Linked DNA regions of Homo sapiens: regions 2 and 3 are each linked to region 1. A link is an interaction called in ENCODE POLR2A ChIA-PET data of the cell type or tissue named here. Cell type or tissue: K562. All regions are shown on one strand.

Region 1 (8,000 bases):
CTGTGACTAGCCTTGGCCTCTAGTCAGCCTGACCAGCACCAACCAGGAGTGAGGAGCAGGCAGAGGGCCAGGGCTGAGAGGAATGCTTGCGAAAGCCAGAGCGGCCTCTCCCAGAGAGGACCAGAAAATTGTGGGAATATTTTGCGGTTTTGTTGGTTGTGTAATACTCGTTGCACTGGGGGCAGGGGAAGGGGATGAAGGGAAGGAGGCTAAAGAGCAGCCTTTGTGGGTGTCTAAACAGGAAAGGCAGGAGTCCTCCACCCACAGACAGCCATCCAGGAACTGGCTGCCCAACAGGAGTCCACCCTGAGCTCCACAGCCATGCACCACAGCCAAGAAAAAGAAGAAGATTAGTAAGAATAATTGAATTAAACAAAAATGTTAAAGGCCATCTGCCAAGGTATGAAACTCACCGATGGTGTTAGAAGTCCGGATAGTGCTGCCTTTGCTGGGAGGCAGTGACAAAGGGGGCTTCTGAGGTCCTGCTCACATTCGGGTCCTTGATTTGGCTTTCTTTACACCGCTGTGGTCATATTCTGACAACTCATCAGCTGTACACTTATGATTTGAGCACTTCTCTGTATACATGTTCTAATTCCATAAAAAGTGTTTTTAAAAATCAAAATGCCCCACTTGCTAATATCTGGATCTTATTTTATTTAAAAGCAAACTCTTGAAAAACAAACAGAAATCATTTATGACACAATAGGAGAGATTTGAACACTGAGTGGACAGTTGAGACATGAATAAATTATTCTTTAATTTTTGGTGTAATTATGGTATTTTCTTATGTTTGTGAAATATTAATGACTAGAAATACATACTAAAACAATTACATATAAAATGATATGATGTCTGAGATATGCTTCAAGACAATCTAAGTTGGAATTGGAGGGTGGGTGGTGTAAAAGAAAATAAGAGTGGCCATGAGTTCACAAACAATGGGGGTGCACTGTTCCCCCTACCTTTATATGTCTTTAAAAAATTATAATTAAAAGTCTTTTTAAAAGCCATCGTCCCATATTAATCTGTGATACTGGAAGGCAGGAGAGTGGTTTCCTTTGGGGAGGAAAGTGTACGGGGACAGGCATTTTGGAGATGCATGCGTGTGTGTGTGTGTGTGTGTGTGTGTGTGTGTGTCTGTGTGTGTGTGTGTGTGTGTGTGTGTGTGTGTGTGTGTGTGTGTGGTGAGGGGGTTGCAATGCTGTATTTCCTGATCTAGGTGTTGGTTACACGGGCCTGTTTACTTGTGAAAAGCCACTGAGCTGTTCACTCATGATGTCTATGCTTTTCTACTGGCACGTCACACTTCCAAAAGGATTTTTTTAAGCCATAAGGCAATTTGTTTCCTAAAATAAGGGGTAAACAGGGCAAGAGACGTTGGCATGACCCCTGTATTGCGGACCAAGGGACTGCCAACTTAAGAAGCAAAATGCATTTTTTCTGCAGTATTTCAAGCTGTTAGAATTGCTTAAGTGGCATACAGATGTGCCAAATCCACACCATTTCTCATGTCTGAAGTGGCTACTTCCCATTGTGGGCGAGGGAAGAACTGGGCTTGGAAAATACAGTTTCTACTTTCAAATGCCATATCTAGAAGATGTCCTCTTTCCCTGAGGCCAAACTCCCAGCCATCTCAAAAGATAAGGGCCAGTGACTATGGGAAGAGAGGAGGAAAAATGGAGCCCTGAGACCCTGTAAAATGAGTGATGTGGCTGGAAACGTGGCACAATCAGAACTGGCAGTCAGTGGTAGACTGAGCACTGCCAGACAGGACCACCTAAACGCCTGAAGCAGCCCCTCCCAGATGTCTGAAATCCATGGACGAGATCCTCCCCGCTGCCCCAAGTTTAAAAGTGCAGAGGCAAACAAATAAACCTGAAAGCACTGAGACCACCAAAGCCCTCCTGCCCCTAGACTAGGTCTGCAATAAAAATGATATCAGAGGGTCATAAGGTGGCTTTAATCCTAAAATTGGCTTTTGCCAGTTAAAAAAAAAAAACACAACAATAAACAAACAAAACAAAACCTCATCTTGAGGTCCTTGGGGTTAAAGAGCTGCTGACAATGCATACCTTTCCCCAGCCAGCCATTAAGCTCACTTTCGGGGCTAGACAGAATAAAAACTTGAAAAACACTCACACATTGGAATAGTGGCATTTTCCAGGGCAGTTTTTCAGACATTCACATGTCTCTAGACATAATGGTCCAGCATGAAGTTGAATCTCTGCACTACCCCCTCCCAAACAGTCGACTGTTGGTGGTGTGAGAAGTGGGGGGGGGAGGGGCGCATAAGAAAAGATGTTGGATTTTTTTCTAAATCAGATCTTTTTTTTCATTCTACAGATGGACAAACTGAGGCCCAGATAGAGGAAGGACTGTGCCCCAAGTCACACAACTAATTTGAGGCTAAGCCTGGACCAGGGAGAGGTCTTCTGGTTCAGTGTGGCCCAGTACACCCCATTGTCACCTCCTCAGCTCTTTCCTGACACCACAGGTTGCTATGCTTGAAGGGCAGTTTCCATTTCCCCAGTCCCTTTTCCCTGCTGTTTTCCTCTCTGACCACCCCTTCTTATTTCCCCCACCCCAGAGCCATCTTTTGCCCTAGCCAGTCACCACGTCAGCTTTCTCAACTAGTCCACATCCCATTTTGAGGGATGTGGATGACTGGAAATTGCTAGCACGCATAGAAAGACATTTATCAAGCTCCTGCTGAGGCTAGCCCCACTCCAGGGCACCAGTGAGCCAGCAAGCAGCTACACATCCCCTTCTCTGATGAGCTAACGCAATCTGGGGTAGGGAGAGAAGCCACCCTCCCTCCCCAGAACAGACAAACAAGACACAAGCCCAGTGCCATGGAATCTTCGAGAAAGCTCCACAGATCAGGAAGCTTGCAAATTTGTGACACTTCACACACAGCAGGAACCATCTCAAAACAACAACAACAAAACGAAGCAGTCATCTTCCACCCCAAAAAGCCACAAATCCAGGGCACGACCCTCCTAGCCAAGTCTCAGGGCGAGGAGAAGGTGTGAGGGAAGATGGTTGTTCAAGGGAAACCTGAAAGGGGAGAAGGGGATTGAAATCTACGGCCCAAACCACAGACTTCAGAGGAGAATAATATTCCTGGCCTCTGGCTCCAGTCTGCCCAAGGCCCAGCAGGGTGTCTAGGGATGAGTTAAGGAAGTGGGAGGCTGTCAGCGGTGGAGAGGGGGCATAGCTGGTGCGGGAACCCTTAGACTAAACCAAAGCTCGTGCCTGAGACTGGCACCAACAGGAGCAGCGGCATGGGAAGCAAGTAATGTCAGAGTTGCCTGGCGCAGTGCCTGGAACTCAGTAGGCACTCTTAAAAAAAATGTGAGCAGCAGAGAACACACGAGGCAACACTCACACATTTTTGGCGCAGCTAAGCTCCCTCAGCCCGCGCACCCCCTTCTCAAAATGCACCTCCGGCCCCCCCAGTAGCTGAAGCCTGCCCTGGCCGGTCACCCCGGGGCCGCTCCCCTGTTCCTGCGCAAGACTCCGAGGAGTGCTTGTCACCAGGCCACCGCAGTGCTTCTGAGAGCGGGAATCCGCGAACTGGAGTCCCGTCTTCCTTCTGGCGTCCTGTCTTCCTTTTGGAGCTCCCCCTCAAGGACCCCGGGAGCCCATCCTACAGTGAGGCGGGCCGAGGCCGGCGCGCATCGAGGGGACGCGGGACTCGGCCAGCCCGCGGTAGGGCCGGGGCAAAGCGGGCGCGGGGCTCGAGGAACGCGGGGCCGCTGGGGTCCCGGGAGCCGTCCCGGCTCCCGGGGAGAGGGAGCTGGGCGCGAAGGGCTCCCGGGTCCCGGGATGGAGACTCACCTCGACTGGAGGATCAATAAGATGCCTAGGAGGACTGGAAGAACTTTGGACAACATTTCCGCGGAGACCGGCGCGACCACCTGCGCGGAGGTCGCGGCTCACGCTCTGGCCGCACTGAGCGCGGGGCGGAGGCTTTTGCTGGGCTCCAACTTTCACTCCTCCCACTCGCCCCGCCCCGTCCCGCGCTCCCCGCCCCAGGCCCGCCCCGATGGAAATCTCCGACGACGTGACGGCTGCTGCGGTGGGGAGCCGGGGAGGCTCGCGCGGGCGCGGGAAGGAGGCGGGAGCCCGGTTGCTGAGGCCCCCCGTCCCCACGCCGCCACTGCGGCGCTGCCAGACAGCCAGGGGCGGGGGAGGCGGAGGGAGGAGGCGGCGAGCCCGCGGCGCGGGGCCTGGGCGGGGGAAACTCGCGCCCCAGGCTGTGGCCGGCAGGGAGCTGCTTCAGGGACAAGATGTGGGGCTGGATGTGCTCACGCCCCAGAGGCGACCCCCTCCTGCCCGCTGGCACGCCGCGGGGTCAAACTGTGCTCTCCAGCCGTGGCTTCCTCCCCGCCACCTGTTGCACCCCATTGCTTCCCCAAGTGTCCTGGCTTCAACCTCCCTCTCTGGTTTTCCCAGCTCTCAGCCCACAATCTTCAGTCCTTCGGAATACAAGTCTTGTCGTATGAAGGAAGCCGGGTAACTCAGCACCTTCCTTGGCACCGAGAAGAAGAGAGACAGGGGTCTCCCCAGCAAGCTCTGATGTGAGGTATTCCACAGGGCAAATTCCCAGGTATTTGGGGGCAGGGAGGACCCGCCAACAGAGGACCAGGCGGAGACATTCACTGGAGAATTTTCTCTGAACCCCAAGGGGGCACTGCCACAATGTGGCTCCCGCTTTGGCCCCAGAAGCTGAGTGTGAGAGGGACCAACTGGAATAGAGGAGGCTTTGGAAACCTCCTTGAGACTGGATGGCCGAATCTTTCTGGAGACTTGGCACCAGGTGATAGCAGAAGAAGACACGAGAAGGCACAGAGGGGGAAGGGGAAGGGGCAGTGCCCCACTTCAGGGGAGACACGTCAAGAGTCTCAAGCATACTTGGACTTCATCTTCTTTCCCTAGACCCTTCTGATTTGCTTCAGAAGGAGAAGGAATGGCAAAGATTTGTGTACCAAGCTGATGCCAGACGCTGGCAGCATCCTCACCTGTTGCTCCAGAAGGGGCTGTGTGCATCCTTGAAGAGGCTTAGCTCTACCACACTCACCTACAACACCCTCTTCACCACCCCACCTCCCAAGCACATCACTCTGCTTTGTCCTCTTCACAACACTGCTCACTCATTGATGATTATCTTGGGCATTTTTTATGAGCTTGTTTACAGTGGGTCTCTCCTACTGAAGTAAGCTCAGGGACAAACACACACATGCATACACACAAAATGTGTCTGTTGGGGTCTCCACTGTATCCCTAAGACTTAGCAGAGCTCTGGGTACACAATAGGCACTCAACCAAATGTGTCACTGATTTGTGTGCAGCTGTGTGTGTCCTACTACCACTGAGTTAGTCCACTAGGACCTGGGGCTGCCTTCAGACTACGGTGCAAGACAGAAGAGACTGCAGGACATGTTTAGGCTTGCACAGCCCCTCACCCCCGCCCCCCGACACACACCGGGAAGAGCCCCATACTTTCTTTCATGCTTTGCTGCTGAAATTTTTAATAATTTTTGAACAAGTGGACCTGCATTTTTCTTTTTTCCTGGGCCCTGCAAATTATATAGCCAGTTTTGCCCTGGGCAGAAATGCCGCAGAGCAGGGAACAGGCAAACACGCGGCTTTGCTGAGGCCATGAGGAAGAGAAGGCTGCCAGTCCATCCGCCTGCCGTCCTGTCCAACACCAGACTGCTATGGAAAGGAGCATGTCTGCCCTTACTGTAGCCAGCCTGGGATTTGAAGTGTCCTGTATGCATGTCTCTTCCTCCACTGACATTGGACCTCCGGGAAATGAAGGTTTGTCTGATTTACCTGTATTCCCCTGGGTTGAGCACAGTGACCAATGACCAGTAGGCATTAATTACGTTTGCTGAATGAGCGACTGAATCCCAGGCAGACAAAGGAAGCAAGTGATTACAGCTCCCTCATCAGAGATTCCCAGGCACTTTTCTCTTACAGGTTGATATTAATCATACTTTGCCATCTTCCTTATAAACCTCATCGAAGGGATAGCTCATCCACAGGATAGCTGTGAGGATTTGTGGAGGCTACAGAATGTTATTATTATTTTGTAGTTTTTCAAGTATTTGCCACATGCTTGTCTAGGTCAGGCCATCGACTTTATGATAGAGGAATATATGGCAAGGACTCAGATGATGTCCTGGCCCTTACATATGTTTTTCAAGAGAGGAGTGGGAACTTGTGGTAAAATTAGTAAAAAATTACTATTTTTTCAAAAATTACTAACACAAGGTACAAAGTCATGAGGGCCCCAGAGTTCCCAGGAAAACACTTATGTGATCTCTAGCCTCTCAAAGCAAGAAAAGGGTATTATAGGCAGCAGAGGTGCAGAGATGGACATTCCAAATTGAGAGCCAGCCAGGGTGTTGAAACCAGCTATGTGTGGTGTTTGACAGAGAACAAGGAGGAGATTGCCTGAGGCATTTGTGAAGAGAAATTTTTGGAGATAAAGCTGGAGTGGGAGGCTGGCCAGGCAATTGCACTTTATCCTGTGGGCAACAGGGGAGTTGCAGACGAGTACCAAAAGGGTACATTGTACGTCCAAACGTTGTTTCCAAAGATCCCTCTGGTGGGGGTAGGCGGGAGAGTTTGCGGGATGGAGAGCTGGAGCCTCTTTTCTCCCAGTGAACAGGATCAGAGCCACAGGGATGGCCAGAAGAGGAGCCGCAGGAGGGAGCAACATCTAAGATGTACAACTGACAGATGGAGTTGGGGAGGAGGCAAAGGAGGGAGGTTTGTTGGAAAAGGCTCACAGGGTCTTCCCGGGTGACCAGGGTGGCAGAACAGAATAATGAAGGCAGGAGGAGGAGAAAGAGCTTTTAGTCACAGCCATGATAGCAGCTCCCTGCATTTTGCATTTCACTTTTTAAAGTTCCATTAGAAATAAACATTCTCATTTAGTGTCTAGGTACGTGTGTGTGTGTGTGTGTGCGTGTGTGTGTGTGCATGTGTGTGGGTGCACACCCCTCTCCCTGGCTGTTTGTACTTCAGATGTGCTTCTCTTCAACTAGATATTCAAGCTGAATATAAACAAAACTGTTAATACAGCAGCTGTGTTTTCATAACTAAACCAAACTACCCATTGATTGGAATAGCAGTGAGCAACCCCCTTGTCAGTTGTGAATTATCAAATTAAATAACCAACAGCAAACCACCATGTGACCTACTATATATGTGATTTAGGGACAAAACCAGAGTTGCTGGTCATAAAGTCTGTGTGTTCATGCCCTAGCATGGCCTAAACTGTAGCACATGCACACATGCTTTTCTTATTAGCTCAAGGAAAAAATACCAGCCCAGACAAATCTTACATGGCTCTTAGCTTGTTAAGTACCTGGGCTTGCAGCAAGACCGAGATGCCAGGGACACTGGGGAAAGCACCTAGAGAAAGAACTATGTACAGGGCTAAGCCAAGTGCAGAAGTGGATGAAGGAGCAAGCAGGGGACAACCAGGCTTCAAAGCAGATAGACTAACAATGGAGGCAGAGGCAGTACAGGGTAGTGACCAGACCTCTGTGCTCCACTGCACACAGGGCACAGGTTGAATTTCAGATCATCCCCTAACTACTGGCTAAATGACTAGGAGCAAGTTCCTTAAAGCCCCTGAACCTCACATTACTCACTTGTCAAATGGAAATTATAATACTTCCCACCTCACGTGGCACCTGTGATGATTCAATGGCAAAGACCAGGTAAAGCAGTTAGCACCATGTCTGGCACATGGTCAGTACTCAACAAAGCTTACCTGCCATTCTCAACATTACTATTATTAGCTAATAACTGATAAATGACAGCGCAGGCACACCTGGTATCCTTGAGGTCTTGAGTAACACCAGGAAGTATCTGGCCAAAGAGCAAGACCTCAGCCCTAGACATACACTGCAGAGCAAGGGCTCATGTCCCAAGGCGGTTGAAATGCTGTGGACAAAACAGGATTCCAGACCTCA
Region 2 (8,000 bases), 190 kb after region 1:
TTAAAGGTCACATAGCTCAAGATCCTCATTACACAGGTGACTATTTGAGACCTAGAGATGTGGAGGGCCTATTTCAATTCAGGAACCGTGTTGGGATTAGATGTATCTCCTACATACGTAATATGGTTTGGTTGTGTCTCCACCCCAATCTCATCTTGAATTGTAGCTCCCATAATTCCCATGTGTTGTGGGAGGGACCCAGTGGGAGATAATTGAATCATACTGTTCTCATGGTAGTGAATGCTTCTCATGAGATCTGATGGTTTTATAAGGGGTTTCGCCTTTCGCTTGGCTCTCATTCTTCCTTGCCTGCCATGTAAGATGTGCCTTTTGCCTTCCACCATGACTGTGAGGCCTCCCCAGCCATATGGAACTGTGAGTCCATTAAGCCTTCTTTTCTTTATGAATTATCCAGACTCAGGTATGTCTTTATCAGCAGTGTGAAAACAGACTAATACAATATAAGTGGCAATTAAAGATTGTAACCATCTTTCATGTGCAATAGCTCATTTAATCTTTGTAGTCATCCCTGGGAAAGTTTTATTATTATGCTGTGTTACATAGAGGTTAAATGACTTGCCCAAGTTCACACAGCTGGGACAGTGGTATATCCCAGATTAGAACTCAGTATTCCTGCCTCCCTGTGCCTGTATCTTTTTACCATTCACACTAGTTCCAACCACCACAAGCTTTTTCCCATGATCATGTTGGTATCTTATTTTTCTCATGGATTTTGACAGAGACCATTCCTGATCCAAGCCTCTTACATGGCCACATATTAGTACTTACAAGAGGAAAGGGCCACCTGCCCAAGATCCAGGCTCTGCTGCATCTATCATCATGGCTTCTTGAAAGGGATTGCAGTGTGACCATGCCCTAAAACCAAAGTGCCTAGAACTGATTTACCAGCTGAGGTAACCATAGACCAGAAGACCAACCTTGGGCAACATATCCCATTTACCTTGACATGGAGGAGGTCTGCTGGTGCCATTGAAGCCTGGAAAATTTGGCTCATCATAGCACACCAGCTCAGCATGGATATTGTTTGAAGAAAGCAGACAGCTTCAGGGTCAGTAGCAGCTTCTTCTGACTACAGCATGGAGGGAATGTGGTGACTTAAGAAGACCTTGGATTTCACTAGTACTAGTTCTACTGGGAGTTCACTGGCTCTCCACTTTGCCAGTAAGAATTCATTAAACTTTCCTAGATTTCTTCCTATCAAGAGGCAGGGAGATGATCAGTATGATTCTAGGCTAGATCTGTATTTCAGAAAGGAGGCCCAGCTCGAAGTGTATGAATACCCTAGAGCTGTTACCCAACATGACATATGCAGGTATAAAATTTCATTTGCTGGAATGCAGAGTCAAGCCTCCAGCCTTGTGCAGCTTTTAGTGCTATTCTGTTATTCTGAGGCTACAATAAAACCTAGCAGCCTGCAAAAGACCTAGCAGTGTTGTTATTATCCTTCATGCACCTTTGTGCATTTTATTTGACCCTTCAGTGATCTGAATGAGGATGTGTTTGCTGGTTGGCAAGGGTGAAGAGAGGCTTCAAGGAAGGGAAACTCTAAGACTTTGAGTCTACAGGATGTTGGCTTGGAATGGAGACGCCAATCGTAAGGGCCAGCAAGTGGCTTTCCCCAAAGCAGCTCACATGTGTTGCTAGCACCTTTCTGAACTTGTCAAAGCCAACCTTTTGAGATAAGTCATCAAAATGATGGCATGCAGCCAGGTTCTCAGGTATATGACATGTTGTGTCCCTTGTACCACCTTTTAAGTCCAGAGCCATTATATTCATCATCCACCCTAATGGGTAGAATGTCTGGATAGTTAGGACAAATATGTTTTGCTGTATACTTCATGAAGATTTATCTCACTTCTGGGCCTTTGTGCATCCTGTCTGGAATACCCATTATCTTTCTTGCTTGATAAATTCTGAATCATCTTTTGAAGCCCAACTCAGAAGTTATTTTATTCAATAAGTATTCGCTGAGTTTAGACTCTGGTTTTGATCCTACACTTGTGTACAAGGACAGCTCTCCCTCACGGTTCTTAGTCTAGTGGGAGACTGCAATAAAACATGGTGAGTGTTGGGGTAGTGAGAGCAATACAGAGTGTAATAGAAGCACACAACATGGCAAAGCATCCAGTCTGGAAGGACACAGGCCTGAGAGATGTGACTTTTTAGGTGAGAGCTTGGGGGTGAGCAGACATCAGCCAGTGAAGGCAAGGAGAAAACGAACTTGCTAGACTGAGGAAACACCCTGCATAAAGTCCATAAGTTATATTGGGACTTGATGTGCAGTTGATGTGGTTGATGAAATGTGAGTGAGAGGCAGGCATTGTGAAAACAGGAGGCTGAGGAGTGAACAGGACCATGTCACACAAAACTTTGAAGGTGAAGGCTAGAGTTTGAATTTTAGTCTATGTGCAGCATGCCATTGGAGGGTATTCAACAGGCAAGTGAATGATCTAGTTTACTATTTAAAAGGATAGCTCTGTAGTGTTCCGGTGAGAGATCATGATGGAGCCTTGGACTGGGGTACAGGTAGTAGAAGTAGGGCTAATATGGGATTTAAGTTGGAGGCTGAGCTTTCAAGATTTTCAGATGTACTAGATGTAAGGATGGGAGAGAGAGGCTAAGAATACCTCATAGGGTTTTGGCCTGAGCATCTGGGTGAGTGACGTTCTGATTTATTGACAAAATAATGACCAAGGGAAGAACTGTGAGGGTGGAGGAATCAAGAGTACTGTTTTGAACTTGTCAAAAAATTTGATGTGAAAGAACTAAGCTAGAGGTATTCATTTGGCAGTCATCAGCATAAAGGAGATGTGGTGGAGTTTTAAATTATTATCTATCTATCTATTTATTTATTTATTTTTATAGATGGAGTCATGATCTGTCCCAGGCTGAAGTACAGTGGCACGATCATAGCTCACTGCAGCCTCAAAGGCCTGGGCTCAACGGATCCTTCCTCCTCAGCCTCTTGAATAGCAGATTTTATACACATCTGCAAAGTCTTTGGCCCTATCCACCCTTCCTCTTGACTCTGCACTGGCCTTAGGCACACTGCATGACTTTCCAGGCTGGGCCAATAAAAGCCATGCAGCTTCCATTTGGTTCTCTTTGGTTGCTTGTTCATCCCTCTGGAGATGTTTCTTATGAGAACCCAGAAGCCATGCTATAAGAAGCCACAAGGAGAGGCCATGTATAGAAACTCCAGTCAACAGTTCCAGATGAACCTGTCCTTCAACACTCAGAGCCAAGCTGCCAGACATGTGAGTGAAAGCCCCTATCCCCCAATGTGGAACTCAGAACCTCCTTTATCTTCTCAGTTGAAGACTCAAATTTTGTCCTACTGAATAAGACTGGAGCTAGGCAACTAATACTCCTACATCTTACTACAGAATCCATCCCTTTTCACACGGAGCTGGGAAGCATATCCTCCATCCCCAGATGTTCTAGTCAATTAAGTCACCTTCTACTTGTTTGAGTCTTCCCGTCTATGACCCTAGGCATCATGGATCAGAGACAGGCCATCCCTGCGGTGCACTGTCCTATCGGTACAATAAATGTGGTTGTTTTATTTTGGGATAATTTGTTACCCAACAAAAGTTAATGGTAGTATGTGCTAATTGAAGCCATTAGGACAGATGAGAGCACTCAGTGAGAGTGTGGAGAGTGAAAAGAGAACAGGGAAGACACTGGAGGGAACCCCAGCCTTTAAGGGATGAGAGAAGTTGAAAAGGAAAAACATGAGAAACGGAAAGGTAGCAGAGAAAAAAAGCAGGGATATCAGGAGACTATGGTGCTATGGAAACCAGAAAGAGGCATTTTCAAGAATAAAATAGTTTTCAACAGTGTCAAATGCTGACAGGTCAAATAAGATAACTGAAAACTGCCCTTAGGTTTTAGTAACAAGGGCAGTGGTGACTCAGCAAGAAGAGCTTCACTGAGAGCAGATAACAAAATTAGAATTCTTTGAGAAGAGAGGAGCAGAGATGAAGAACAAAAGGAGAGGCTGGGCCTTAGACAGAAGGGAAACCACTTTTTCCAGTGACAGCAGAGAAGGGAGAGGTTGTGAATGTAGATCCCAAGGGCTCAGTCTGTTTGTCATGTGTAGGGACTTCCCTTCTAAGAATTGCTGTTCTTCCCTGAGCTGAAACTTTGGAGAAAAAAAAGGGGGGGAATGTCTGTTTTGTTTCTGCTCTTTGCTCTCAGTTTGCCTGTGGGCCCCCTTCCCGGCACCAGCACCCCCTTAATCTCCTCAATTTAGGATCCAACTTTTCCCATGCTAGAACTGGAGTTGGGGCACTAATGATCCTGTGTCACATCAAGGGAGACCCTGCCACATGGAGCTGAGGGCAAAGATCTGAGTGTGGGATAGGGGTGGGGAGGCTGGGGAGATCACTGTTAGACCTGAGAGTTTAAACCTTGTATTTTCAGGTTTAGTCTCCTAGTTGTCCTTACTTGGTGTACGATCAAATTCCTTTGAAGTTGCCAACTCTTCCAAGTTGTGTAACAGGGAACCAAAAGATGGGGTCGTGTTCCTGGAATGGGAACTGTTGCCAAAGGGAAAATAGTAAGCCATGGAGAAGAGAAATCCTTTAGAATTACAATGAAAATACATTGCTCTATTTCCTGGGAGTGGGTGAATTTAGCAGAAGAAGCAATACAGCTTTTTCATAATATTTCATATTGGGCAATGAGACCCTCGAGTCAATCAAAGCTATGTTTTCACACGAGTTTTACTTTGGATCATTGTAATACATTTCTTGCTCTGGGGGTACCTTTCTTCCATCTTTTTCCAATGGTTGTTAAGAAGCAGAAAGTAATGGTGGCATGAGATTGGGGGTGAAAGCCAAAAACATAGTACTGTCTGTGTTAGGCAAAGAGTGACCAAAGAAAGTTCTGCAGACCAAGTACAATTCAGAAAGGGTTTAATAAACAGCAGCTAAACATTGCACCAAAGCATTTGGAAACACAATTTCTACAGAGAGGCAAAGATCAGGCTTCCATTCTAAGTTCCTTAAGACAACCATTAACAGCCCCGCCCTCCCACCCCCCATATCCCCACATATCCACAAGACTACACTCTTCTAGTCATGAATTTACCTACAGACACAGTCTTAGGAATAATGGGACGGGCATGCATTATCCCAGCAATGGCAAGGAAGCAGGGGACGGGGAAAGGATGGATGAAAAGGCAACCAGCAGCTAATGATACACCCCTTAGGAGCTTTGTTCAGCCGGTGGGCAGGGAGAATCTGCTTGTGGTGCCCTCTGTGGCTTTACCCTGGGCTTCTAGGATACTCTGGACTAGTGCAGGTATTCAGAGCCAAAGTGGCTGGGGCTGCCATCATAAACAGTCTCATTCTCTTGGGCTGAGACTATTAAAAGTGATCTTCTTGGGTGACACATTGTGACTTTCTAAAAACCTTTTTGGTGCCCAACCAAGTTCCACTAGTGACCCAGAAGGCCCGCTGAGATTGTGCTGATTCTGAGGTCACGGTGGACCTGGCTTCTCAGTCCTTTATTTTGGCCTTTGGAAAGGGGCGCACGATAGCTCTTTATTAAAGACACTTGTAAGGAGCCTAGGCAAATCATTCAAACTTCTGGGATTCAGTTTATCTACCTTATAAAAATTGCGTATTTATGCCTGTGTCTTTTACTCACATTAAGATTAAGAACAAATGGCCTCTAAATAATATATTATAAAATTGGCAATAAAGTTAATGATCTAGTTGACTCAATATTGACTAGAGATATTTATTTGTATGAATTTCCAATTCACCCCTCATAGAATCGGCATCAACAGAGGACCGGAGGTTCCCGATATGGTGGGAGAAAAGTGCCTGGGCCAGGGTGTGGAATGTGGAGTGTATGGAAGGAAGAATTTGACTTTCATCTGCCAGTAGCCTTCTCTTTTGAGCCAGACTTCAATCCTCAACTACCATCCACTCCAAACCTCTTACCCAATCCAGTATAGGCTAGTTGCCTTGGCAGGGAGGTGACTTTTGTATCTCTCCCATATTTTAAAAAAATGTTTTTTTTAAATCTAGATCACTTTGTTTCTATTTGCAACTTTTCGATATAAATAAAAAATGCTTGATCATTTTTTCCTGAAAAGTTTACAGGTGGTAATGAGTCCAAATTAAGTAGTGCTCAGTTGGCTACAAGGGTGCCAAAGGCAGTGGGGGAAGAAGATTTTCTGGAGGAGAGATGTACCAAGGAGGGGACTATTTTCCCGAGGGGCTGGACATGGCAGGGCACCAGCCATCTTGGTGCCAGGCTGGCAGAGCTAGTTCTATTTATTTTGGCCATACATGGTAGACGGTGGTTAGTACCAATTGTCCCCACTAATTTCCAAACCAATAAATGGGTTGGGGGTGTAGAACTGGCTCCCACCTTTGCTATCAGTACTTATGCCTAGTAGGCCTTGCTGAAGGCAGGGGAGGTGGCACGCAGGATCACATGGCCTAGCCTAACCTGGCTGCCTAGTAAGTTAGAGTCATCTGATCTAGATGGGAGTCAACAATTCTCCTTGTTCTGGGCCTCTCAAACAGCCAAGGCTTCCACTATGGAGAGTAGAATCTCTTGTTCTTTTTGCAGCGGGCAGAGTGCAATAAAATACATGCAGTGCCCTCAGCTAGGGGAGATTGGCAGACTAAGATGAGCAACTGGACAAATGGCAGTGTTTGGCTTTGATGGGGTTATACTGGGCAATATTGGAGGGACAAGTAATTTTTCTGTAGTTATTTTTTGCGTAGAGATTCATAAATATGAATTGAGGGTCACAGCTTGGTAGAGGGGTAAAAAGGAGAATCCTGAAATACGCGAAGGGGAGCCCCGGGGTTTGGGTGCCTGGATGCTTCACGGGGTATACAGTGCTCTGGTTGCTGCACTGCCACCACTATCTACTGTTTGCGGATCATGCCCTTGATAGCTGACTCCCGGTTGACATATGTGGCCCAATAGACCAGATTGAATATGGCAAAGAGCACAGGAAAGATGATGCGGGAAATTTTGTCAACCTTGCTGACACTGTTGTAGGTCTTGGTCTCAGTCGGGCTGTCCTGCACGTAGGTGGCCTTGGGTGAAGCAATGATTGTTGGGGTTGAGGAGGCACTGGGAGCAGCGCCCTTGGAGATGGTGGAAAATTCAGTGTCCTTGGCCAGGTTGATGGGATAGGTGGTCCCCACGATGTTGAAGGTAGTGCTGGTTTTCTTTGCTGGGGCTGCTGGTGTTTTCTTCTAGAGGCCAGGAAAAAGAGGGGGGGAAAGGGAGAAAAAAGCAAAGCTAATTAATTCATTACACAGAGAACCTTCAGAGGCTGCAGGGAGGAGGAGCCATGAGGGAAGTTAAGGCACAGGGGCCATGTAGCCAATAGCACTAGTAACCAGGTTTGTGTCAAGGAATAACTGAAGATGAGTATGAAAAGAGAAAACGTGCATCATCCTGGCTCACGAGCTATGTCGCTTTGGCTAAGTCACTTTTCCTCTTCATGCCTCAGTTTCTTCATCTGTAAAATGAGGATCAAAATAATTTTCAGGATTGTTGAGAGGATCAGATAAGAGAATGGAGCTAGAAATCGCCAATAAACTGTGGAATGTTGGTCACATGTGGAATCTTATACATCATGTGATTCGATCCTCAGAGCAACCCCTATGAGGTAGGTGGATGAGATTACTCCCATTTGACAGATGAGAAAACTCAGCCTCAGACTAAGTGGCAGAGCCTAACTTGCAATCTGGGTAAGAGATTTTTATCTAGGGCTACACTGTGCTGCTTTCTATAGGCCCCGGACACTTTTTGGTTACCCAAGAAATAACTCCAGAAGGCCGTGACCATCAAGTGGCACATCTCCTGTGAGGAAGAGAGCTTGGTGAGTCTGAAAAGTCATTTTGTCATAAAGACAATACATACCATGGCATGTTGACATGCATCATTACAACAGCTTCCCACCCTTCATGCAGTGTAACTGTTCAGCAAGCTCAGGA
Region 3 (8,000 bases), 76 kb before region 1:
TTGCACAGTGATTGGTGCATGGGGGATTTTCAGTAAATGCCCACTAACAAGGTGAGTAGGGAATGCTCTCTTGGGGAAAGTCCTGGTTGAGAGCCTTGCTTCTCAAAGTGTAGCCCCCAGACCATCAGCATCAGGATACTTTGCAACATCTCAGATCCCAACCCAGACCTACTGAGTCAAAATCTGCATTGAATAAGATCCCCAGGTGTTTCTTATGATGATTAAAATGTGAGAAGCACTGTGAGATTTGATAGAAGGAGAGTAATAACTAAAAGAAAACAGAGCGTTCATGATCTTCTGTCTATTACAGGAACGAGCCTAAAGGTCAGAACAGGTTCAAATGCTCACGAAGAATGGGATACTCAGACTGTTCAGAGCAGCCTAGGAGAGCAGCTGGCTGACAGATTCCGCCTGGTCTCCCGATCATGTCTGTCCCATCAGGACCAAGCAGCGGGTGCCATGGCTGTGGGGTTTCACAGCCAATATAAAGCCAAGTGCCCTCAGAGCTGGCTCCTTGGCTGAAGTCGGCCAGCCAGTGACCAAAGCCAGCTTGTTACATCATCAAGCCAGTCTGTCCTAGAACTTTGCATCTGACTTGTTTAATCCAACTCTGATCCAAGTTCATAAAGAACACAAATCATTTCCACTAAATCCTCAGGTTTCTGTTAATTTGGCCAATGTCTTTTCTTATTGTATTCATATATTTTTAGAGAATGGAAGCAATTTTAGCTTAATTAATGCCATTATACATAGGAAAAGCCACAGCCATTTCCAAGAGATTGAAAAAGTCACTATGCTCCAAATCACATGCATTTCTCAGTTGGTCCAGGAGACAAAAAAGTCTTCTTTCTAATTAGTCATTTGTGGTGCCTTTTCCATTTGAAAATATTATTTCCATTTAGTTCTCCTGGGTCCAAAGTATTAGCACCCCTTCTCCATCTCAAAAAGAATTGGAATTTTCCAAGTTCACTCATCCACTCTCTGCTGCCAACTTTTCCTGAGGCAGGCCTCCAGGAAGCTGTCAGCCAATGTCAATGAGCAGACAGATGCGGAGAATTATCCAAAAGCTCAGATGCTGAAACCCCAGCTAAGTTACCCCCACCAGACCTCAGATCACATCCCCTGATCATGTGCCCCTATCCTTTGAACTCAATCCCACTGAAGTCACTTCTCTTTGACCTCAGACAGTTCTTCGGCCACGGGGTGCATCCCTTTAATCCCAGTGCAGCAGGTTCCTTCAAGCCTCTGTTCCTTTCATCCCAAGCCAGTCCCCCAATACATGATGGATCAGTGGAACAACTTTGTCCCCAGAACTCTTGATCCTTGTGCATTTATCTCTTTCTCCTGCATCCACTCAACAAAATCATATCCCTGGATGAACTAATAATCCATAATCCTATTTCTTTTCTTTTAGACCCAGCTCTGAGGCTAGCGGGGGCAAATCACACAACCATGATTAGCCTCATTATAAATCAGGGTTTGTCCTCAACTGAGCAATCACTGCTGCAAGGGAATATTTTTCCATGGCCATAGTGACCTTCTCCTCCAGTTTTCATCCAGCAGATAAGGCTGGACAGTTAAGTTGTAAATGAGTGGCAAGCTCAAAAAGTCTTGTACGACTGCAAAGAAACTGGCCAGCAAGACTTCTCGAATGTTTACATTCACCAGTCACTAAAATAAACACTTTCTGCTTTCCTCAAGCCTCCTAAATATTGTCATGTTTCTTGCCTATAGAAAACAACTTTGCTCTTACTTCCTTGAAAACATGGAGGCCATCAGAAATTAAATCTCTTAACTCCCTGACTCTGCCCTGCTATCGATGTATGAGTCTTCTCTGACCACTTCACCTCCAGGCTCAGAGGGGTCTCTCCTTCTGTTAAAGGTAAGCATTTCTCCCACACTCATACCCCTAAGTCCTTAATATGTCCCCTTCTGTCTCCTCATCGCTTTTTCCTTTTCTCTCCTGCTCCTTCATGCTCCTTTTCTCTAAGGTCTTCTCCAAACTTGAAAACACATTCAAATTGCTGCAGTATAAAAGAAAAAAAGATTCTCATAATTATTTTTTAAAACTCATAAACCTATGGCCTATAGTTTTTCTTTTTAAATCCAGCTTTATTGATGTATAATTAGTGTACAGAAAAACTGCACTACGGCACGTAATTAATGCATACAATTTGGTGAGTTTGGATATGCATATACAATCATGTTATCTTCCAACCACCATATCTTTCCCCCACTCCCTCCACCACTGTCAAACTCTTGGAAAGAGACATGTATGCTTATTGTTTCCACCCCTTACCAACCTCCCACTTGCTTATTAATCTACTCTACTGCTCTGGCCTCTACTCACTACTCCACAGAAAACCACTCACGTCAAGGTCAGCAATGACATCCAGATTGCTAAATCCATCATTAAGTCTCAGTCCTGTTTTTACTTGACCCCTTAGTAACACTGAAGACTGTTGGCCATGCCTTTCTGGAAACACTCTACTTCTTTGACTTACGATTTCTCTCCTCATTCTCTTTGGGGTTGCCACTTCTTTAACTATCTGTCAAATATTACACAACCCAGGGTTCCTTTCTTAAGGCTATAACTTTTTCCCTGGACAGTCTTCTCCACTATCAAGGTTCCAACCACCACCTCTAAGCTCAAGACACTTCTCCCCACAAAAACTTTTACTTGGAGCTCATAGCTCTCCTGACTTCGTAATGCATATAACAAACTATCCACACAACATCTCTAACTGCACATCCCACAGGCATTTCAAAGGCAGCAGAGCCAAACTGAACTCACCACCTCATCCTTACCCTACCCCATGCAACTTAACTGCTTCCCTGTGTTTCCTATTTCAGTGAATGATTGCATCATCCTCACAGTCACCGATGTAGTGACTTTGGGAGTTATCCAACTAATCTCCATATCCTGCTGATTTTTGTTTGATTTACATTTCTCAAGTCGATCCCTAGCTTTTCATCCCCATTGCCATTATATTAGTCTAGGTTCTCATTATTTTTTCTCTTAACTATTGCAACTACACCACAAGAAGTGGCCTACCAAGGTATGGGTTATTGATTGTAACATACTCATTTTAGTATCAGTGGCACTTTGGAGTCTGTAGGTAACTTAAAAGTAGAAAATGCAACTCTGACTCACAGATTTGTTGGCCATGTTATTGATTTCGCTTTCTCTGGATGAATGTCATGGGAGCTTGGGCAATGTCTCCAATCTATCTCCAAAAGAGAAATTCTGTAAATAACCCATATAAGAAAGAGAAAACTTCCTTTCCCTGTCATAACATTTTATAGCCCTTTCCAGGTTTAACCTCATGCCAACACTGTAATAACTCGCATTACATTTCTAGGAGAGAAGAGAAAAATCAACTGCTGCCAGAGTGAACTTTACCTTTACATTGCATATGTGATTCCTGGGGTGTCCCCTCTATCTTCTTGTGAATTCTCAACATTTTCTGACGTTTTTTAGAAAAGCACTGAAGGTACAAAACTTTACTGTATACCTTTGCACATACAGTGTCTCTAGGTCACCCTTTCATCTCTGGCCTCACTACTAATTCATTCCAAGTTATTAATTGATTGACTTACAAAGGTCCTGCATAATCTGGCCCCTGACTACCTCCCTGTTTGCATCTCTTACCATTTTCCTTGCTTTACTCCTTCCAGTTATACTGATCTATTTCCTGTTCTTTGAATAAGCTGCTTTCAACCTCAAGGCCTTTACACTGATTGTCTCATTTTCTTGAATTACTTTCATCCAAGAACTTTGTATGGTTTCTTCCTTCACATTATTCAAGTATGAGCTCAACTTTTAACCCTGGAGAAAGTCCTTTCCTAACCATCTTATACAAATTAGCATCCCCCTACCCCAAACATTATCCCATTACTGTGTTTTATTTCCTGCAAGCCATCATCATTATCAATATTTTTGTTTACTTTATTTATCTGTTGGCTTATTTATCATCTGTCTCCCCACACTACATTTTCAATTTCCTAGTGGCAGAAGCTGTATCAATCCTCTTCACCACTGTAGTACTGGAAGTTCAGTAGGTTATCCATAAGTGGTTGCTGGATGGATTAGTAAATGTCCACATGACATAGACCTGGTATATTAATCAAGGGAGAGGCAAAGGTAGAAGAATTCTAGGTCATCACAAGTTCAGTAAGTATTACAGTACAGGAGTCTGAGGAAACAATGGCAAAAATAATACAAAGCAGATAAAATGTAACTCCAGATCCTCTTCTCCCCAACAGCATATACACTTAAACCATGAACCCAGGGAAATGTTCTCTAATTCTGACAGAAGCCTCCCTTAGAACTTCGAAAATGTTGTTGAGGATGTTGTTCACTAAGTCCATCTTGTCCTCTTTATGAAGATCCCTAGAAGCAATTTCTTTCTCATGTATTACGTGAAATAGTTTTGCTTCTATGAGCCAGCGGTTGGTTTTTGTCTTTCGAACCCTGAGGATCATGTAAAGGAGAGTTTTTCTCCTAGAACCGGCTGCTAAAAAATTCCAGGCTAAGCCAAAAGTACAGAATCCCACAGCATGCGTGGTTTGCACAAACTTATCCCTGGCTCCATCTTTTTTCTTCTAATTTTTATTTTCCTTGAGCCCTGACACCCTGATCTTTAAAAAATCCAATTGTATCAAAGTTCTTTAAAAATTTTTACAAATTCAATTTTTAAGCCAGGAGAACTATGTAAAGAAAATACTCTCCTGAGCTTATTTGCCAGGTATACTTTGGTCCTCTGTTGTGACAGGAATGTCCTGTAAATGTAGCAAGTGGATGAAGCAGGAGCTTCCAATTGGTTGGTCTGGATCAGTCAGGGGGTCTTGAAATCTTTATTACTCACCAAGGCTATTTTTGGGAGCTCACCTTCCCTTCTGTGAGGACGGAATCTGAAACTGAGTCTGTAGCTAAGGGAAATCCCTCACTTGCTGCCCTGGCCCCTATCTGGTAACCAAACACTGGCAACGGTCTCCTCTCCCATCCATCCCACCATTAGACTGCAAGCCAAGGTAAGGACTACATCTTCTAGGCAATGGGGAGCTCTTGAAAAGTTTTATGAAAAGTTATCGTAAGGCATATTTCTCCGTCTGCAGGGTTAAGAGAACATTAGAGAGAAATAGGACTAGAATCAGGATGATTTACTAAAAAGCTGTTACAATAAGCTAGGCTAGAAGTAATAAGGGCTATATCAGTCAGGGTTCAACCAGGGAAAGAGAAGCCATTCCAATTTTTTTTTAGAGGATAAATGTAATGCAGGGAACTAGTTACATAGGAGATGGAATTACTGATGAGCCAAATTGCATACGATGAGTCAACCCAGAGATAAGTAACAGCAGGAAATCACTACCAGCCCTTGGCTGGAGAGACAAAGAATGGAACCAGGGTTTCCAGAATCCTGGGACAGGGTCACCTGGTGGAAACTGGAATCATGGAGTGTCTGTTGGTGGGAAATGGAATCACAGGGGAGACGGATGCAGTTTAAGGCAGAGAGAGGAACAAAATATATACCCTCCTGGTTTCCCCCTTCCTCTCACCCTCCAATCTCCCTCCAAGAGGCACAAGAGATTAGAAAATGCAGCCTGAAAAACAGAGTTGAGCAGAGGAAGGGTGATGAATAGCTCTGAGGGCAAATGGACCAGCATAAGGGCCTATATCAAGATGGTGGCAGTGGAGATGGAGATGAGAAGATGGAGTTAGAAGTTATTTAGAAGTGAAATAGGTGGCGTGGTGAGCACTTATTTCCAATTCTGATGACTGCTGGATTAATCATGGTACTCTTGTGTGGGAGTGTAGGAGATGAGGCTGGTTTGGGTCTTATTGAGGCTGAGATGCCTGTTAGGCCTCCAGGTAGAGGGACCTGGGAAACAACCATATACTTAGCTCAGAAGCTCAGGAGAGAGACGAGGCTGGAGAGAGAGAATGAATAATATTAGCCAGGGAGTGTATGATGACAGAGAGGAGAAGCTGGGAGGGTTTGGGGCACAGTCCTGAGGAGCACCCACACTTAATGGTTGGACAGAGAAAACTGAGGGGGATCAGCCGGTAATGAGAAGAGAGTCAGAAGAAAGTGATCTGTGAGAACATAGAGAAAAGAGTATTTCATGAAGGAAGGTTCTAGGTCTTCTATCTCAGTGATTTTGGACAAACCCAGTGCTCTCTTCTCCTATATTCCCTTTCTCCCTACCACCAGCCTCTGCTTGTCTCTACCCTGGCAGTGCCAGGCTTTACAAAGCCTTCAGTTTAAGAGCTTGTAAGCCTTGCTGCCACTATGGACAGTGTCAAACAACAAAAACTGAGCACCACTCCTCCTCTGTGCCAAGCAGCATGCTGGGTAACGTTAGGAGCCACCAAAATGGTTCTGAAGCAGTCATAGCCTTCTGAGATCCTGTCTGGTGGGCTAAGTGAAGTATCCGCATGCTAAGAGCTATTCTTACACAGAATCACATCCTGTAGGCCAGAGCATAAGAAGACATATATGTGAGGCCTCAGAAGGAGCTGGAGAGGGGCAGGTTTCTCCCAGTAGGTGCACCTCAGACAATGCTAAAGAAAGATGAGTCTGAGAGAGGAGGATGGAAGTGTTACAAAGAAAGCCCCGGAGGCATGGATGACGGAGAAATAGGGCCCGAGTTGGAGCTGGAGCAAGGGATTCAAGCCAGGGCAAGTTGAAGACCAGGAAGTAGGAGCAGATGGCTAGGACTGAGAATGGGATATGAGGATCTGAAGGTAAGAGGCCAACTGGCCTGCCCTTCTTGCATTATGGCCTGGTGTGCTGAGCATTTCCACATGTGCTTTTCTGCTAGAGCCACATGCGAACCCTAAGCTCCTAGCATCCTCGCTAAAGCAGCCCCCCACCCCCAGCACTTCCCACCGCTTTTCCTAGTGAATCTCCTTTGTAGCACTCAGCAAACAACGAATAATCTACTTTGGTCATTTATTTATGTATTCTAACCCTCCGCCCTCAATAGACTATGAGCTCCTTGAGACTTTATGTAACTGTCCCCTAGTGCCTGGAACAATCTAGCACAAAATCGGTGTGCGCTAAACATATGTTGACTGACCGAAGTTTAGAAAGGATTTGCAGGGTAGTCCACACTATATAGCTGGGAAACCAAGGCCCAGAAAGATGAGGTGGCTATGGCAAGGCTGCATAGGCAGCAAGGGGCCAAGCTGGAACTGGAATCGATCGAGGTATTCTGATTCTCATTTTGCCCCATCACCATGATGCCACAATTGCTTCTTCACTCCTAGCAGGAGACTCCAGGCCACCTAGAGAGGGAGGCTCATGTGCAGTGGCAGGAGCCCAGGCTTTGAAATCCAAGTTATGGTTCCAATCCTGGCTTTACTCCTTAGTGTCTGTGTGACTTGCAGCAAGTTACTTCACTTTTCTAGCCTCTATTCCTGAGCATGGTAACCTGGACCTCTCAAAACTTTTGGGAAGACTCATGAAGTCCACAGAAACACTGAGAAGAGGGCCCAGCCTCCCACCTTGTGGCTTTTGGTGGTAAGGAAAGATGAGTCTGAGAGAGGAGGATGGAAGTGCTATGAATAAATCCCCAGAGGCATAGAAGGCAGGGAAAACATGGCCTGGGCTGGAGCAGGAGTGACGGATTCAAGCCAAGTCAGTGAGAGGCCAGAGGCAGGAGAAGTGATGAGTGGGGCTCTCCATCAGGAAGACAAAGGCTGATCCTGGGACTTCTCAGGGTATTCCCCCTCCAGTCATCTGGGGGTCTATGAGACCACAAGGTCCTCTGCCTGGCCACTGAACTGTAGTAACCAGTGGCACTGACCCTGCAGGGGTGGAGAGAGGCTGGCAGGACAATCCACATAGCCTATGCAGACAGAGGGAGGGGCAATGAAAGAATAGTGGCACACTCTTAGAGGCACACATAGGCAGGTGAAACCACAGGGAACAGCCACATTTTCCCTGGATGATCCCAAGCCTGCCAGGCAATAGCAGCTCAGCTCTGCCATTGAT

Evidence for each region. ChIA-PET counts read pairs that join two places held together with the same protein. Peaks named below come from ENCODE experiments on the same cell type or tissue, not always from the same donor. Only the 100,000 strongest peaks of a DNase experiment are listed, where the experiment ranks them.
Region 2: POLR2A ChIA-PET joins it to region 1 with 5 read pairs; 1 of 35 experiments calls an interaction of 5 or more read pairs at or near these places.
Region 3: POLR2A ChIA-PET joins it to region 1 with 7 read pairs; 2 of 35 experiments call an interaction of 5 or more read pairs at or near these places.

Annotation. Positions count from the first base shown.
Region 1 is chrX:151,970,727-151,978,726 of GRCh38, forward strand. It overlaps GABRE (gamma-aminobutyric acid type A receptor subunit epsilon), which reads right to left and starts at 3,950. Exons shown (of 9, transcript NM_004961.4): 1 at 3,844-3,950. The coding sequence starts at 3,899. In K562, a CTCF peak has its summit at 4,691 (motif pointing right); DNase peaks (open chromatin) are centred at 2,515, 3,525, 4,085 and 4,685; H3K4me3 peaks cover 6,097 bases.
Region 2 is chrX:152,161,311-152,169,310 of GRCh38, forward strand. It overlaps GABRA3 (gamma-aminobutyric acid type A receptor subunit alpha3), which reads right to left. Exons shown (of 10, transcript NM_000808.4): 10 at 4,924-7,253. The coding sequence ends at 6,918. Among named protein-coding and RNA genes, the nearest start is that of MAGEA10, 27 kb to the left of the region's middle. In K562, no CTCF peak of the experiment used is centred here; a DNase peak (open chromatin) is centred at 3,881.
Region 3 is chrX:151,894,479-151,902,478 of GRCh38, forward strand. No RefSeq gene overlaps it. Among named protein-coding and RNA genes, the nearest start is that of MAGEA4-AS1, 13 kb to the right of the region's middle. In K562, no CTCF peak of the experiment used is centred here; no DNase peak of the experiment used is centred here.